Linked DNA regions of Homo sapiens: all the other regions are linked to region 1. The links are chromatin loops, found by intact Hi-C in ENCODE. Cell type or tissue: A673. All regions are shown on one strand.

Evidence for each region. A loop is a pair of places that touch in the nucleus more often than their neighbours do. Peaks named below come from ENCODE experiments on the same cell type or tissue, not always from the same donor. Only the 100,000 strongest peaks of a DNase experiment are listed, where the experiment ranks them.
Region 2: a loop joins it to region 1, with 2.1 times the contacts of the local background. A loop is called at or near these places in 9 of 110 quality-filtered maps.
Region 3: it touches region 1 in a loop (2.7-fold over the local background); 5 of 110 quality-filtered maps call a loop at or near these places.

Annotation. Positions count from the first base shown.
Region 1 is chr4:168,707,956-168,712,955 of GRCh38, reverse strand. It overlaps PALLD (palladin, cytoskeletal associated protein), which reads right to left. Exons shown (of 22, transcript NM_001166108.2): 9 at 3,809-3,928; 10 at 1,033-1,375. Among named protein-coding and RNA genes, the nearest start is that of PALLD-AS1, 62 kb to the right of the region's middle. In A673, a CTCF peak has its summit at 2,436; DNase peaks (open chromatin) are centred at 1,005 and 2,415; H3K27ac peaks cover 952 bases.
Region 2 is chr4:168,511,633-168,516,632 of GRCh38, reverse strand. It overlaps PALLD (palladin, cytoskeletal associated protein), which reads right to left. Exons shown (of 22, transcript NM_001166108.2): 2 at 4,221-5,000. All of the region lies in intron 1 of LOC107986198 (a long non-coding RNA gene), which reads left to right. Among named protein-coding and RNA genes, the nearest start is that of PALLD, 17 kb to the right of the region's middle. In A673, a CTCF peak has its summit at 2,166 (motif pointing left); a DNase peak (open chromatin) is centred at 2,162.
Region 3 is chr4:169,483,524-169,488,523 of GRCh38, reverse strand. All of the region lies in intron 23 of NEK1 (NIMA related kinase 1), which reads left to right. Among named protein-coding and RNA genes, the nearest start is that of NEK1, 130 kb to the left of the region's middle. In A673, a CTCF peak has its summit at 2,170; a DNase peak (open chromatin) is centred at 2,193.

The DNA.
Region 1 (5,000 bases):
CAAAGGTAAGGTGTTATTCTAATTCAAATATCTTTTAAATTCTAACATTTCTAACAAATGAACTGATCACAGAGAGAAAAGAGTAGGCTAGTCAATGCTAGGGAAATAAAGAATAACCCCTAAAGAAGCCCTTCCTGCCCCAAATCAAAAACATCAGATATGGGTAAATAGAAGGGGCTTTCCTAGGTTCTGGCAAATACATTCTCATGGGAATGTGACCTCATAGAATACATACACATTCACTATGACTCTTACATTTCCACTAACCTCTGGCAGGGCAGTAATTCAGGGTCTCTTGCGCTATGGTAGAACCCTTTGAGCTAATTTATTTCTGCCTCTCTCTGACATTGTAATGGCTCCATTCATAACAACTCTCTGCTGTGCGGTGCCAATGGAAACAGCTCATGCAAGGTTTATCATCCTAAGAAAATAATGGACATCAACTGTGAAGATGGTATTCATGGAAATATGCAGCTCCATGGAATTCCAAGCCAAGTAGCCTGTGTTGTGAAGGGCGCTCTTCTTGCCCACAAGCCTGCTTCCCTCCAGTTTCATTGCCCTGCCAGGATCTGCACCCTGAATTTCCAGCCTCAGTTTTTAGTCTTTCCCCGCTTGTCTATATCAGATCTTCTTACTGATACTTAATATTTAAAGTAACAAATGCAAAGTACTTATACTCACTTTTTGAAATGCTTTTAATAAAGGGCTGAAAGTAGATCCCCCTTTTCCATGGCCTCCAGGGAGTGGCTACATCCTTAGCTGTATGTTGGAAGCCCACACTGGGCACAGATATTTTCACAGCCATAACCAGTTATAGCTTTCAGCAAAGGGCAGATTTCACCAAGCTTTTCATTTCCCTTCTTTATTTTTAGGTGTCTTTTATATTGTTGAAAGACACCACTTGGCAGCAAGGTCCCATGAGTCAAGGCCAACTTGCCACATAGTTGAATACAGGCAAAAGTTTTTTTCTCACCAGACAGGAAATGTAACAGGGGTATGGAAATTATTATAAAACCATGCAGAAATACTCACAGTTTTGGTTTGGCAAGCAGAGGTGGTGGCTCCTTAGTGGGTGAAAGCAGGACAGCTGGTGTTGGAAGAGATTTATTACTGTTAGCTTTGCCGTTAATCAGTCCATTTACTCCACGGCTGGGATGGACTCCGTTCGTTTCCCTCTCAGCAGCATTGAATTGCATTTGAAGGGCTGCCCTGCTCAGGCCTAACTCAGGGTTGTTCACCTGCTGGATCTCAGATGGTTTCTTTGAAGCCAACTCCAAGGAACTTGTCTCCAAGATTGGAGGGGGAGGTGGAAAGTGTTGGAAGTGGTCATTGTTGGATTCTCCCATTGACTCGTAACTACAGTTTTCAGTGTTGGCTAAGGAAGGGGAAAGAGAGGAAAAACATAAGAAGATGCCACTAGTTCAACAAGTGATTTCACACTGTCAGAGTCTTCTGAGAATCCCTGTGTTGTGTGAAGTTGTTAAAGAAGAGGTGATTGTGCTGCTCTCATCTGACGCAGAAGCACTGCCAGCTGGAGGGCCTGGTTCTTTCAAGCTTGTTTTGAACGAGTGCTACCGTTTCATTTCCTGACTGAGCTCACATTTGGGGAACCCAGCTACCGAATCATAAAAATTCCAAACAAGAGCTAAAGATAGAACTTGGCAAAAAAAGTGACAACACAAACAGTATCAACCAACAATGCTTTGTCCTCTCACGTTTTGGTCCATGGGTCCGACTGAACATCCTAGCTGTCACTACTCAAATTGGCTCAAGCTGTAAAGGTTTTATGTGGATATTCATCTAAAGCTAGGGAAGGTAAACCTTGGAGTCCAAGTAAAATTTCATAATCTCATAAAAATATTTTTTTCCATATTAGGTGATTGCTCCAACTATAACTCAGTACGAAAGAGATTTTTATTTGTTGCCCTCAATAGGCTGAAAGCATCTTGAGATCACGTCTTTTTTAGATTCTGCACCTTGCCCACACAGCCCAGCAGAGCTCCTGGCATGCACTCAAAAATGCTTATTGAGGTAAACAAAAAGCTCAGAAATAAAATATTTGTTGATTATGTTTGACCTATAGCAGATTTACTGCAGAAACAAATGGAAAATATTACACACAAATTTTTGCCACTCAGACTTATAGAGCCCAGGGTTTTGGCCATATTGTTTAAACACTGCACTCCTGCTATGGCCATTTGATGGGACAGTGTTGAAGCCAACTCGGAATCAAAACGCTGGGGTCCTCTTTGCTCTGTAACTCTGATCCTGACACTTAGGTTTCTTTCAGCACTTACAGTAGTCATTCACAGAAACCATTTCCCACTTAAGATGACCCTCCCATTTCTTTTCTTAATGAAGATGAAAAAGCATTTACAGTTGCCACTCTAAGGTCCCTAAATAAGTTTTGGTTGTGTCTCTGCTGCCACCTAGCACCAAGTTCTTGCTCTTCTGAAGGAATCCAAGTACAATTCAGTTGTTCTCTCCAAGTCCGTATCATTTAACAAATGACCCATTTATTGATTCCCTACTATGTACATTATGTTCCAGGCTTGGTCAAAAACATATTTTAAAAATATCTTTAAGATGAATGGCAGAGATGAGGCAATTAAAGTAAGCTAATGCTCATTAGTAACTAGAAAACAGACAAATAAAAAGAAAAGAAAAGAAAAGAAAAAGAAAAAAAGCTGTTTCATATTGCCTTCCCTAGTGGTAAGTTTTTGAGTTTAGAAAATATCCATATATTTTTGAAAATTGACTTCAATAATACAATACATTGCTTTCTTTTTCATATTAGTTATATACTATCATTGATACAGACTATCAGTGAAATTTGAGTTTGAAGGCCTTTACAGCTTCTCTGAGTTTTATCTTGTATTACATTTTATACAAGAAGGCTTATCTTGTATTACCTTTTCAGAAGTTTCAACAGTGGATCAGACAATGGCTTATTTGTACAAGTATCTCCAGATCTCATGTGTTGGCACTGCTGAGAAAGTGACTGCACCTCTGATGCAGAGGTGGCTTTCCAATGTGAATATGATTCTAGGTTAGCGGGAGGATGTTAGGAAACCAGCTCCATCGTTTCCAAGACCAAGACTGCACGATTTTAAAGAAAGCCCCCTGTGTGTTCAGTTGCTACACGATCATTATCTTTTTGTTTGTCATCTCCACTTCACTCCTTCTTCTCCCCTCCCCTAAAGCCTTTGTTTCACGATGAACTTAGATTGTTAGGGTGACTCCTGGAGTGGCCAGATTCCTGAAGGCTGAGCTGAGCTCTCTTCCTGGGACAGTCGCTTTGTCCCTTCCTTCCTTCCTTCCTTCCTTCCTTCCTTCCTTCCTTCCCTCCCTCCCTCCCTCCCTCCCTTCCTTCCTTCCTTCCTTCCTTCCTTCCTTCCTTCCTTCCTTCCTTCCTTCCTTCCTTCCTTCCTTCCTTCCTTCCTTCCTTGATGGAGTCTGACTCTGTCACCCAGGCTGGAGTGCAGTGGGATGATCTTGGCTCACGGCCACATCCACCTTCTGGGTTCAAGTGATTCTCCTGCCTCAGCCTCCAGAGTAGCTGGGATTACAGGCACGCACCACCACACTCAGCTAATTTTTGTATTTTTGGTAGAGACAGGGTTTCACCATGTTAACCAGGCTGGTCTCGAACTCTTCACCTCAAGTGATCTGCCTGCCTCGGCCTCCCAAAGTGCTGGGATTACAGGTGTGAGCCACTGCACCTGGCCAGGACGGTGCCTTTCTGCTGTGGCCATCCACACTGGTGCTGGGGAACAGAACCCAGTCATTTTTTTTACTCCTCACATACCTGAGGTGACAACCAGCTGGGCAGTGCTGGTTGCTGATCCATAATCATTTCTTGCTGAACATGTAAAGATCCCTGCATCTTCAGGGAAAGTCTCAGCGATAACTAGGGTGCAAATCTCCTCTGGAAGTGAAGAGAACAGAATCATTCATCAGAGTTGAACCATGAAGTCACTTTTAAGAAGTGAGACCCTCCACCTTTCCACAACAAACAAATTAGGTTATGATTATTACAGATTCACTTTACAAAAGTGTTTACAATAGAATCTCTTTACATTTAATTTAGCAATTCTGCCTAGCAGAAAAAGCTTTGGAGGTAGACCCATTCTTTGTGATGTTGGACAAGAGCAGTCTCGGTGTCCTCATCTATAAAATGGGGATAATACATACCCAATGGGTTATCTGTGAAGATAAAACGAGATGTCTGCAAGTGTGCAGCTCTGTATTTTGCATGTAGGAGTTAAGCTGATTGCATGTCAGAGTTCTTTCTGTACATACAGCTACCTCTTATATCTGCTCAGCTGCAAACCAAGCAGTGGGGAAAATAAAGCTCTTCTGAAATGTTAACCACGGGGGAAAAAAGAACATGACCTGTATATGTTTGACCTGTAGACAACTATTCTGGAAGGTACTGTTAAGTGGCATGGCAGTGTTGTAGGGCATGAAAAGCCCAGACTCGAAACAGCTGCCAGGGCTTGAATGAGGGTCCTGCCACATCTTGCCTTTGTGACTTTGGTCAGTCTCCCTGAACTTCAGTGTTCTTCTCCGTAAAATGGAGACAATAATAGAAGCTACCTCACAGAGTTTGTATTAGTCATGCATGACACACAAAATTAACCACCACACGGTTATTGTGAGGGGGATGATGATGATGATGATGACGATAACAAGAGCTGACAGCTATATAACCCTTACTATACACTAGGTATTGTTACCAGCACTTAACATAGATTAAATCTAATCATCATGTCAATCTTATGAGTTATGTAAGTTTATTATTAGCCCATTTTATAGGTAGAAAATGGAAGCACAATAAGGTTAATTCACTTGCCCAAGGTCACACAGCTAATAAATACTAACATAGGGATTCAAAGCAAGCTGGGGTCCAGACTCCAAACCCTAACCACCACCTACTTTTGTGATATGACATACTGTGCTTAGGACATTGCCTGGCACAGAGCAAATGCTTCATAGCC
Region 2 (5,000 bases), 200 kb after region 1:
TCCAGTCTCCATGACTAATGAATGATTTTTGTATTACTAGGCACATCATTTCACAGTTTTTGATCCCAGTCTCCTTACATTTAAATGGTTTAAAACATACAGTTGATAAAATATTTTTAAAGGTATAAATACCTTTAAAATAAATAAATAATACCTTTAAAAATAAATAAATACCTTTAAAAATATAAGGCCTCCTTTTTATAATACCGGAGGTAATTTTGAACTAAAATTCTTCACAAATTTTTTACTAACTCACAAAGTCAAGAGTGGAGAGAACAGGGAAGGTGAGTGATGTCAGGGAACAGGTCTTTATGCTGTTTGGAAGGAGTATATGAGAATATGGGACATTTGAGCATAAGCAGAGAAAAAATGAATTCTGACTTGATTTCATTTAATGTAGTAATTCAAATTGTTAATATAATTTGCATATCATGTGAATACTACCTCAATTGTATATAACGTCCTTTTTTATGCATAGGGTTTTCTTCTATCAGCTCTTCTTTCTCTTGTTGAGATTTTGTTGGATATGCAATAATAAAGGAGGAAAACATATTTTCAGTCCTGTTTGTAGTCATAAGTGGTGTTCACACAGTGTGAGAGGGTGAAGTGACTGCATGTGAAGTACAAATGCCTTGCCTTGAAGTGACTGGCCTGGTTTTACCCTGTTGTTTCTGTTACTTCTTCCCTGAGTGGGGGCTTCTTTATCCACATTTGTAAGGTTCATCATGCCAGCTTTCAAAAGCAAACAATCTCTGTTGTTTAATCTAAGCTCCAGCCAGCTGCTTAGTAGCCCAGGCATGTTAACCTAGCAATTGGTTTCCCTAATCTGGACCCAGTTGAGTCACTAAGATTCTGCTCTGTTCTTTTGTCTTTCTGGAGCTATGGTCCTAACTTTCACTTGCTTAAACTCTTGCAAGGTAAAGGTTTCTCCCCCGTGTTCCAGCTCCTGTATCTTGATCCTACTGTCTGCTGCCATGTTTTCCTGTGACGCATTCCCTATAAGTCAGCCTGGACCTTTCCATTGGCCAACCGCCAAGCTTCTTGGCACCATACCTCACTTACCTCCCAGTACAGCTGCCAACTACCCAACACTGAGGAGCGTCTCTGCTCTCACCAACCAGTGTCTCTTGGGCTTCTGCTTATGGCTTGCTTTAGATTCTCCTGACATCTCCTTGCCTCTCCACACGTCTGTCAACTGCTTCTGTGACCTCAGGAAATGGCCTGCCAATCAATAGGTCTGCCTAAGCTCCAGGTCCTAGGTCCTCTGGACTGACACAGTCTGAGTCAGGTTCTAAAATGCCCCATTGCAGGAAATCTTTAATAAAGGTTTTCTTCCTGATAGAAAATTTCCTTCAAAGATTTTCTCTTATGACTGTCATATGTCTCATGTGGTCAAAAGAGCTCAATGTTCTTAGGCGTCTGGTGCACTTACAAATACATGACAAGGAGGATCAAGATCTTTGGAACAGAAATTTAAAAAATCCAATGAGCATCTATGCTCTCCCTCTCAAACAAAAACAGCCTCCAAACCCAAAAAACTCTATAGGATACAAACATGACCAGCTAACTTTCAACAATGGAACATTTTATGAGACTTAATTATTCTAGAAGGGCATAATTTGTCAAGTTTGGACTTTCATAGACTGCAGAATAAGAGAAAACTAGTTAATAATACTGCAGATACTAACTAAATTAAATTTTAGTTCTGCTACCCCCAAAGAGGCAGAAGTGTGAATTTGATGACCCCTAGAATCACCAAATGGTTAAGTGAATTTTAATACAGTAATTATGGTCTGTTCACCTGAATTAATCCTTCAATGCTAAATGGACTGCTTTCTGTCATTTTTTAAAGGTTGTAGTATACTTCAAGGGTTATTTTGGAAGTAAATGTAGGTGGAACCATATGTAGTTTGAAAACCTGTGGAACTGTTTTGAGTGACATGAGAATGAATGTCTAATGAAAATTATTTATTTGCAAGATTGATAGGTTAAAAAATCTAAATAGAATCTGAAACATTCATTTCTGTCAAAGGTAAAATGTAAGAAACAAATTCTTCATGTATATAAATCTGTATAAATAATCTACATAAATAACATATAAATGCAGAATTTAGAACGACATATTTAATTAAATGAACACATGAAAAAGTTTTTTACTGCCCCCTGCTGTCAGTTTCTTAAAGAATTATAGTAAAATTACTGTAAAGCTGACTCAAAGTGAATTAGTTGAACAAATTGGTCGGGGGAAAAAAATCGCCCACCTGTAATCACACCACTTTTCAGCCAGTAATGCTAATTTTTACTTCATGTGTGTGCACAATGAGGTCAGATTAAGAAACCAACACTAGCAAAGCTTGTGTTAGTGAGCAAAGGATCAGAGATACAGGGAAGTTTGTGATCTGTGAAATGCTATTAGTAAGAAAGTACCAGTGTTTCAATTCAATCTTTAGCCAGTGATGTCTACTTTACCATTTTTTTCCAAATCAAATAATTTTCAGTTAACTTTTTTTTTTTCTTTTTTTGAGACAGAGTCTCGCTCTGTCACCCAGGCTGGAGTGGAGTACAGTGATATGATCTTGGCTCACTGCAACCTCTGCCTCCCAGGTTCAAGTGATTCTTGTGCCTCAGCCTCTTGAGTAGCTGGAATTACAGGCACTCGCCTCCATGCCTGGCTAATTTTTTGTATTTTTAGTAGAGAGGGGGTTTCACCATGTTGGCCAGGCTTGTCTCGAACTCCTGGCCTTAGGTGATCTACCCACCTCAATCTCCCAAAGTGCTGGAATTACAGGCATGAGCCACTGTGCCTGGCCCTTGAGTTAACTTTTTAAATATTTATGTAATTTAGGTAAAGCATTCTGCATGAATAAAAGCAAAACTTCCCAGATAAATGAATATTCATTATTTGTGTAGTATAATCCTGACTTGTTATTTTCATTTTGCCATATAAAATTAAGAAATGAGAAATAATAAAGATAATAGGTAACACTACTGCAGCAGTTACTAGCTGCAAGGTACTGCTTTAATTTTCCCCATGTATTATTTAATCATAAAACAGAATGATGTAGGTATCATTATACTTCCCATTTCACAGATGAAGAAACTGAGTCACAGAGGGGTAGAGTAACTTGGGCAATGGAATCATGACTGGAAACCCTGCAGGGGGACTCCAGGATCTCTTTCCCCTTAACATTTTTGCTCAGGGGAAGGTATAAACTCTACAATGAAGTCAGAAGAATGTATAGAAATTCTAATGAACATGGTGGTATGAGTGCCTATTAACTCTAAGTGCATACTCCCTTCACTGTTATTTCTTGCTGTCTCCATGCTCTAGTGGCCAGAGCCTGTGTAGGAATAACGGGCAGACCTGCGGAGCTCCTGACTTGATTTATCTTTCTTTCTTAGGAAAGTTCTGCCTTCCTTCTTTGCATCACATTGAAGGGGTGTGTGTGTGTTTATGTTACTGAATATGTGCCTATTTAGTCCATGCCTGAGACTAGATTATCCATTTGGGGGATAATTTTTGTTTGGTTTTTGTTTCTTGTATATGAGAATCTTTTTTTTTTTTCTTTCCAACTTTTACATTCGGGGATACGTGTGCAGGTTTGTTACATGGGTAAATTACATGTTGCAGGGCTTTGGCATACAGATTATTTTGTCACCCAGGTAATGAGATTAGTACCTGATAGGTAGTTTTTTGATCCTCAGGCTTCTCCTACTCTCCCCCCTCAAGTAGGCCTCGGTGTTTATTGTTCCCTTTAATGCGTTATTGGGGGCTAATCTGAAGGTTGGCCTCTACACACTCGTGCCTTTCACTTCTAGATAGCAGCTAGTTTTAGCCATGCTTTCAACCGTCTTTAGCAACTCATATTCAAATATACACACACTTTTCACAGTACTTCGAGTAAATAAGTTTCACATCTTAAGTGTGCCTATTTGTTACTAGTTCCACCATCTTAGAGAACAAACTGTTTCCACTGCTCTTTGCCTTCTCAAGTCCTTTGCCTTCCTTCCTTAGCACAGAGGGTGCATGACCACAGATATATCAGGCCAGGGACAACTAGGACAACTCATAGTGGCGATTCTGGGCTGCTTCTCTCCTTGCAAGTACTCTACCTCAGTCTCCAGAGGGCTAATGACACAGGAAATCTTTCTTCCTCCCATATTAAAGTAACACCAAAGTCAACAAGATCATTTGCTATGCATAATACAAAAATTCATACCTGACTCGAGGAGTGGGGTTTCCAGTGACTCTACACTCCAGATAAACTCGGCTCCCTTCTGCTACTTCTTGGCTCCTCAGCTTTTGGATGAATCGAGGTGCAGCTGGGAAGTGGAGGGCGCTGTGGGGCTGTGGGTGAGACTTGCGGTTGTGTGGCACTGCCAAGTCCTGGTTGTCCTGGTAGCAATGCCTGGCCCCAGGGGACTTGACCTCTCTTTCCATCTCCCCTTGGTCTTCCATAGGGCTCTGGCTGGCTGAGGCACTCAGCAGGGCTGACGGCTGATTTTTAGGAGACAGGTACCCACTGTCTGGTGACGAGGACTCCCCATTTGGGCTTCTGTTTCTTGGCTTTGCGGCTTTAAATATGGATGTTAGCTCCTCAATTAAATTAGCTGCCTTGTCACACAGCTGGCTCTGGGGGCCACCCTTTCTTTGATGTGGCGTTTTGGGCTTTACGTTTGTGCTGGGAGTTTTTGCACCACGCTTTTCAGCCTTTCGGAGGCTCCGGATGTAGCTGGGCCTGGTGAGCAGGGGTGACATGGCAGGTTTCCTCTTTGAAACAGGTGAAGAGATACTCTTAGTTTGTTTCTCTGCCAGAGGCTGGACAGGTGTTGACCTGTTATCCTGAGGTCTCCTCGAGGCGTGTTCACCCAATTTGGTCTCCTTATGGGAAGGATGTTCACAGAGGCTTGCAGGAGAAGTACTGAAAATCTGCGAGATCTCCTTTTCCGAGTCAAAATCTTCTGTTTCGGAGTCGGCTATGGCTCTCCGGGCCAGGTCA
Region 3 (5,000 bases), 780 kb before region 1:
ATGGAAGAGAATAGAGAACTCAGAAATAAACCACATACCTACACGGAACTGATCTTTGAAAAACCTGACAAAAACAAGCAATAGGGAAAGGATTTCCTATTTAATAAATGGTGCTGGGAGAACTGGCTAGTCATATGCAGAAAATTGAAACTGGATCCCCCTTCCTTAAACTTTATACAAAAGTTAACGCAAGATGGATTAAAGATGTAAATGTAAAACCCAAAACTATAGAAATCCTAGAAGAAAATCTAGGCAGTATCGTTCAGGACACAGGCACAAATAAAGATTTCATGATGAAATGCCAAAAGCAATAGCGACAAAAGCAAAAATTGGCAAATGGGATCTAATTAACTAAAGAGCTTTTGCACAGCAAAAGAAACTGTCATCAGAGTGAACAGACAACCTACAGAATGGGAGAAAATTTTTGCAATCTATCCATCTGACAAAGAGCTAATATCCAGAGTCTACAAGGAACTTAAACAAATTTACAAGAAAAAAACAAAAATGTCCATTTTTACGCATTAAAAAATGGGCAAAGGACATAAACAGACACTTCTTAAAAAGAAGACATGCATGCAGCCAACAAACATGAAAAAAAGCTCAACATCTCTGATCATTAGAGAAATGCAAATCAGAACCACAGAGAAATACCATATCACATCAGTCAGAATGGCAATTATTAAAAAATCAAGAAACAACAGATGCTGGCAAAGTTACAGAGAAAAAGGAATGCATTTACACTGTTGGTGGGAGTGTAAATTAGTTTAGCCATTTTGGAAGACAGTGTGGGGATTCCTCAAAGATCTAGAAGCAGGTACACCATTTGACCCAGCAATCCCATTACTGGGTATATACCCCAAAATATATAAATCATTCTGTTATAAAGATACATGCATGCGTATGTTCATTGCAGCACTATTCACGATAGCAAAGACATAGAATCAACCCAGATTTCCATCAGTGATAGACTGGATAAAGAAAACACGGTACATATACACCATGGAATACTATGCAGCCACAGAAAGGAACAAGAACATGTCCTTTGCAGGGACATTGATGGAGCTGGAAGCTGTTATTCTCAACAGACTAACACAGGAACAGAAAACCAAACACCTCATGGTATCACTTATAAGTGGGAGCTGAACGATGAGAATACATGAACACATTGGTGGGAACAACACACATTGGGGCTTTTGAGGGATGTGGAGGAAGGGAGAGCATCAGGAAGAATAGCTAACGGATGCTGGCCTTAATACCTGGGTGATGAGTTGATCTGTGCAGCAAACCACCATGGCACACATTTACCTATATAACAAGCCTGCACATTCTGCACATGTACCCTGGAACTTAAAAGTGAAGGAAAAAAAAATCACTGCCTTAACTATTGTGATTCTTTGGCAGTATATACCTAATTTTATAAAATTTTCTCTTTGACATATTTAATGATAAAAATTGTAGTACCAATTGGGATTTAGATATGGAGAACAATATGTGATGATGGGTCCTTTTTTTGGGAGGGCCAAGTAATATAGTGTTAGGTTTTCAGCCATCACGTATGCTATATTGTGAATGAAGTATGTAAGGAAGATCGATTCAGTTTTTTAAAAGGGTAGCAATGTTTTAAGAATTAAAATTCAGTGAAAAATAGAATTAGGGAGATTCTGTCTTGGTTAGGTTGGATAAAATATTTTGAATGTAAATTCTTGTGTATTTCTGTTTCCATCTTTGTCTTATTTTTAGACTTTCCATGCACGCCTGTAAGGCTCCCCACAGGGTGTACACACTCATTGCTTCTGGCTACCTTGTTCTTATTCTTAGATATTCTTATAAAAGCATTATGGCAATACTAGTTAAGAAAATTTATTCAAATACAAATACTTTTATACTATTGGTTCTTCAAAGATAAGGTTTTGAGACATTAAATATGAATTTGATAAGATTTGGCCATGATATATCTTTAGGCTGTATAAAACTGTGTGAAATTACTCTATTCAAAATATGAAACTAAGTCATTTAATACTTTCCTAGCATACATTAAATCCTTACTAATAAGTCAGCATAAAGATGAAAATATGTTTGTTATTGATCAAGAGTAGGCAGACATCAAGAGTAGGCAGACTGGTGGTTTCATGTGTTTGTAAGCCTCGCCTCACTATTTGGTGAAATTTTGAGTTTCGTCATTTGGTGGCACTGCTGCTTAATTTTTCAGCACATGGCAAAATTGACACGTGAAGTAGAAACAGTTTTACAGCGATAATTGAAAACCTTTTGTGACAATAAAAGCAATGTTGAAAAGCCTTAAATTTATGAACCTTGTGAGAAAAATGGCTAAGAAAAAAAAAGCTTCTAAAGCATTTCTTTTAAAACTGAATTATGAAACTTTCAGGTCAATGTTTTATCTTTTTTTTTGCACATTTTTATATTTAAAACTGTGGTTAAACTTTGAAAGACTGTGCTTTGTTTGTTTTGTTTTGTTTTGAAACAGGGTCTTGCTCTGTCACTCAGGCTGGAGTGCCGTGGTGTGAACATGGCTCTCTGCAATTTCGACCTGCTGGGCTCAAGGGATCCTCCTGCCTCAGCCTGTCTATAGCTGGGACCCTTAGCACACGTCACCATACATAAGCTAATGTTCTTATTTGTTGTACAAATGGAGTCTCACTGGTCTGGTGAGACTCCATTTCTACAAGAAAAAAGAAAATTAACTGGGTCTCAAACTCCTGGGCTCAAGTGCTCCTCCTGCCTCAGCCTCCTGAGTGCTGGGATTATAGGTGTGAGCCATTGCACCCAGTGAAAAAGTATGTTTAGAATGAAATATATATTATAGATTTAGCTGGGTGATCAATTGTATAATAAAATTGGGTCATTCTTTGTTCCAAATTTTTATATTTTTCTCTTATATGAAACTTTATATTGTTTTCCTGGCTTAGTTAATTTTTGTGATATGTCATATTTGCTCAACTTTCCGTATAAAAGGCTTAGTGTAATGGTTTATCTTTCAATAATTAGAAGTACATTATCATCTTTTATCTCAAGATGTAGTTAATATTGAAAAGCTTTAAGGTTCTGATTATAAATAATACACCATGATATTTATACAGAAGGCCCAATTCAACTGTACTAATAAGTTACTTAAGTGTATGACATTAGCTTATAATGATGTTGCCACATTTCAGTAGTCATCCTGAACCACCCATAAATTTTCAGTAACTTAGTTGTCTTCTTAAGTTATTGTAAGAGTTAGTAATCTGTCTTTGTTCATTTATTTAGATTCCATGTCTGAATTTGTCTGTTTAGGTTCTTCTAATCTGTTTGGTTTAGTTGACTCAGAGGAGAGATCAGTATGCATTTGATTATAGAACATAAGCATTTACTGAAGGCTGCTGAAGATCATTATTATAAAAGTGCCAATAAATTTGTCTCTCACAATGCTCAAATTTTAATTTCTGATCATGGTTAAGATAGGAGGTTTTTGTTTTTAGTCTGCATTCTAAAGATGAGAAACTTGCATTCTGAAACTTAATACATTTCATCAGGAACTAAAACCAGACTTGTAGTGTTTAAGCCAAATAACCTTATTTAATGGAAACCAAATAAATAACAATTGCTACTATTTATTAGGTACACAGATGTGTACTTTACGTAAATTATCTCATGCAATCCCTATAGCAGAGAGGCAAAGAGTACAGCATTTCTATTTTAGAGAAAAACTGTGAGGTTCAGAGAGGATAAAAACAATGAAAAATCACAGGACTGGTGAGTGTTTTGGGATTTGAATGTACAACTGTCCTACTTTATCTGTGTTTTATGGCCTTCCCGAACAATGAATGGCTGACCATTGGCTGCTCTGCGAAGGCTGTTCTCACTGGTGCCCCTCTTGGCTTTACAGAGTTAGTTCTTTCTATATTTTTTGTTTCATTCTTCCCCAGATCGTTTAGTACTTATCTCTTTATTTTTTTCTCTGTAACATACTGATTGATTTATGTGTTCTTTTTTCTTTTCTAATTTACAGTCCCCTCAGAGAAAATATTGTGTCTAATTCATTTTGGATATCATTATCTAGAACTGTGCTTGGCCTTAATAGGTATTAATATGTATTTTAATTTATTGATAATTTTTGTCAAATATTGTGGATTTGTCTTCTCACAGAAATCGTGTCAGATTGATGTATCGAAATAGCAGGCCAAACGCGGTGGCTCACGCCTGTAATCCCAGCACTCTGGGAGGCCAAGGCAGGCAGATCACGGGGTCAGGAGTTCGAGACCAGCCTGGCCAACATGTGAAATCCCATTTCTACTAAAAATACAAAAATGTGCTGGGCATGGTGGCACATAACTGTAATCCTAGTATGTGGTAGAGAAGTGATTACTGATTTAAATAAAAATAGCAGAATGTGTTCATTCAAAGTATATTTCTTTTAAGTAATCATCTAGAGAAATAACATATTTGTTCTAAAAATACTGCTACTATTCAGAACAACTTTGGAGCTTGTTTTTATTCTCTCAGTGTATGAAACCTTATTTGAATTTATATACTATAGTAATTAAAACAAACAAAGTTTCAAAATATTTAGATATAATCTTTCAAGGTGATAATACTGTTAGGTGAGCTCTAGATATTTTTAAAAGTTATTTGTAGTAACTTTTTTTTTTTTTTTTTTTGAGACAGAGTCTCACTCTGTCGCCCAGGCTGGAGTGCAGTGGCACAGTCTCGGCTCACTGCAACCTCTGCCTCACGGGTTCAAGTGATTCTCCTGCCTCAGCCTCCCGAGTACTTGGGACTACAGGTGTACACCACCATGCCCGGCCAATTTTTTGTATTTTTAGTAGAGAGAGGGTTTCACCATGATGGCCAGACTGGTCTCAAACTCATGACCTTGTGATCCACCCGCCTTGGCCTCCCAAAGTGCTGGGATTACAGGTGTGAGCCACTGCGCCCGGCCTATTTGTAGTAACATCTTAAATATCAGTATACTTTTTCAATAATACTGAACTATGGGACTA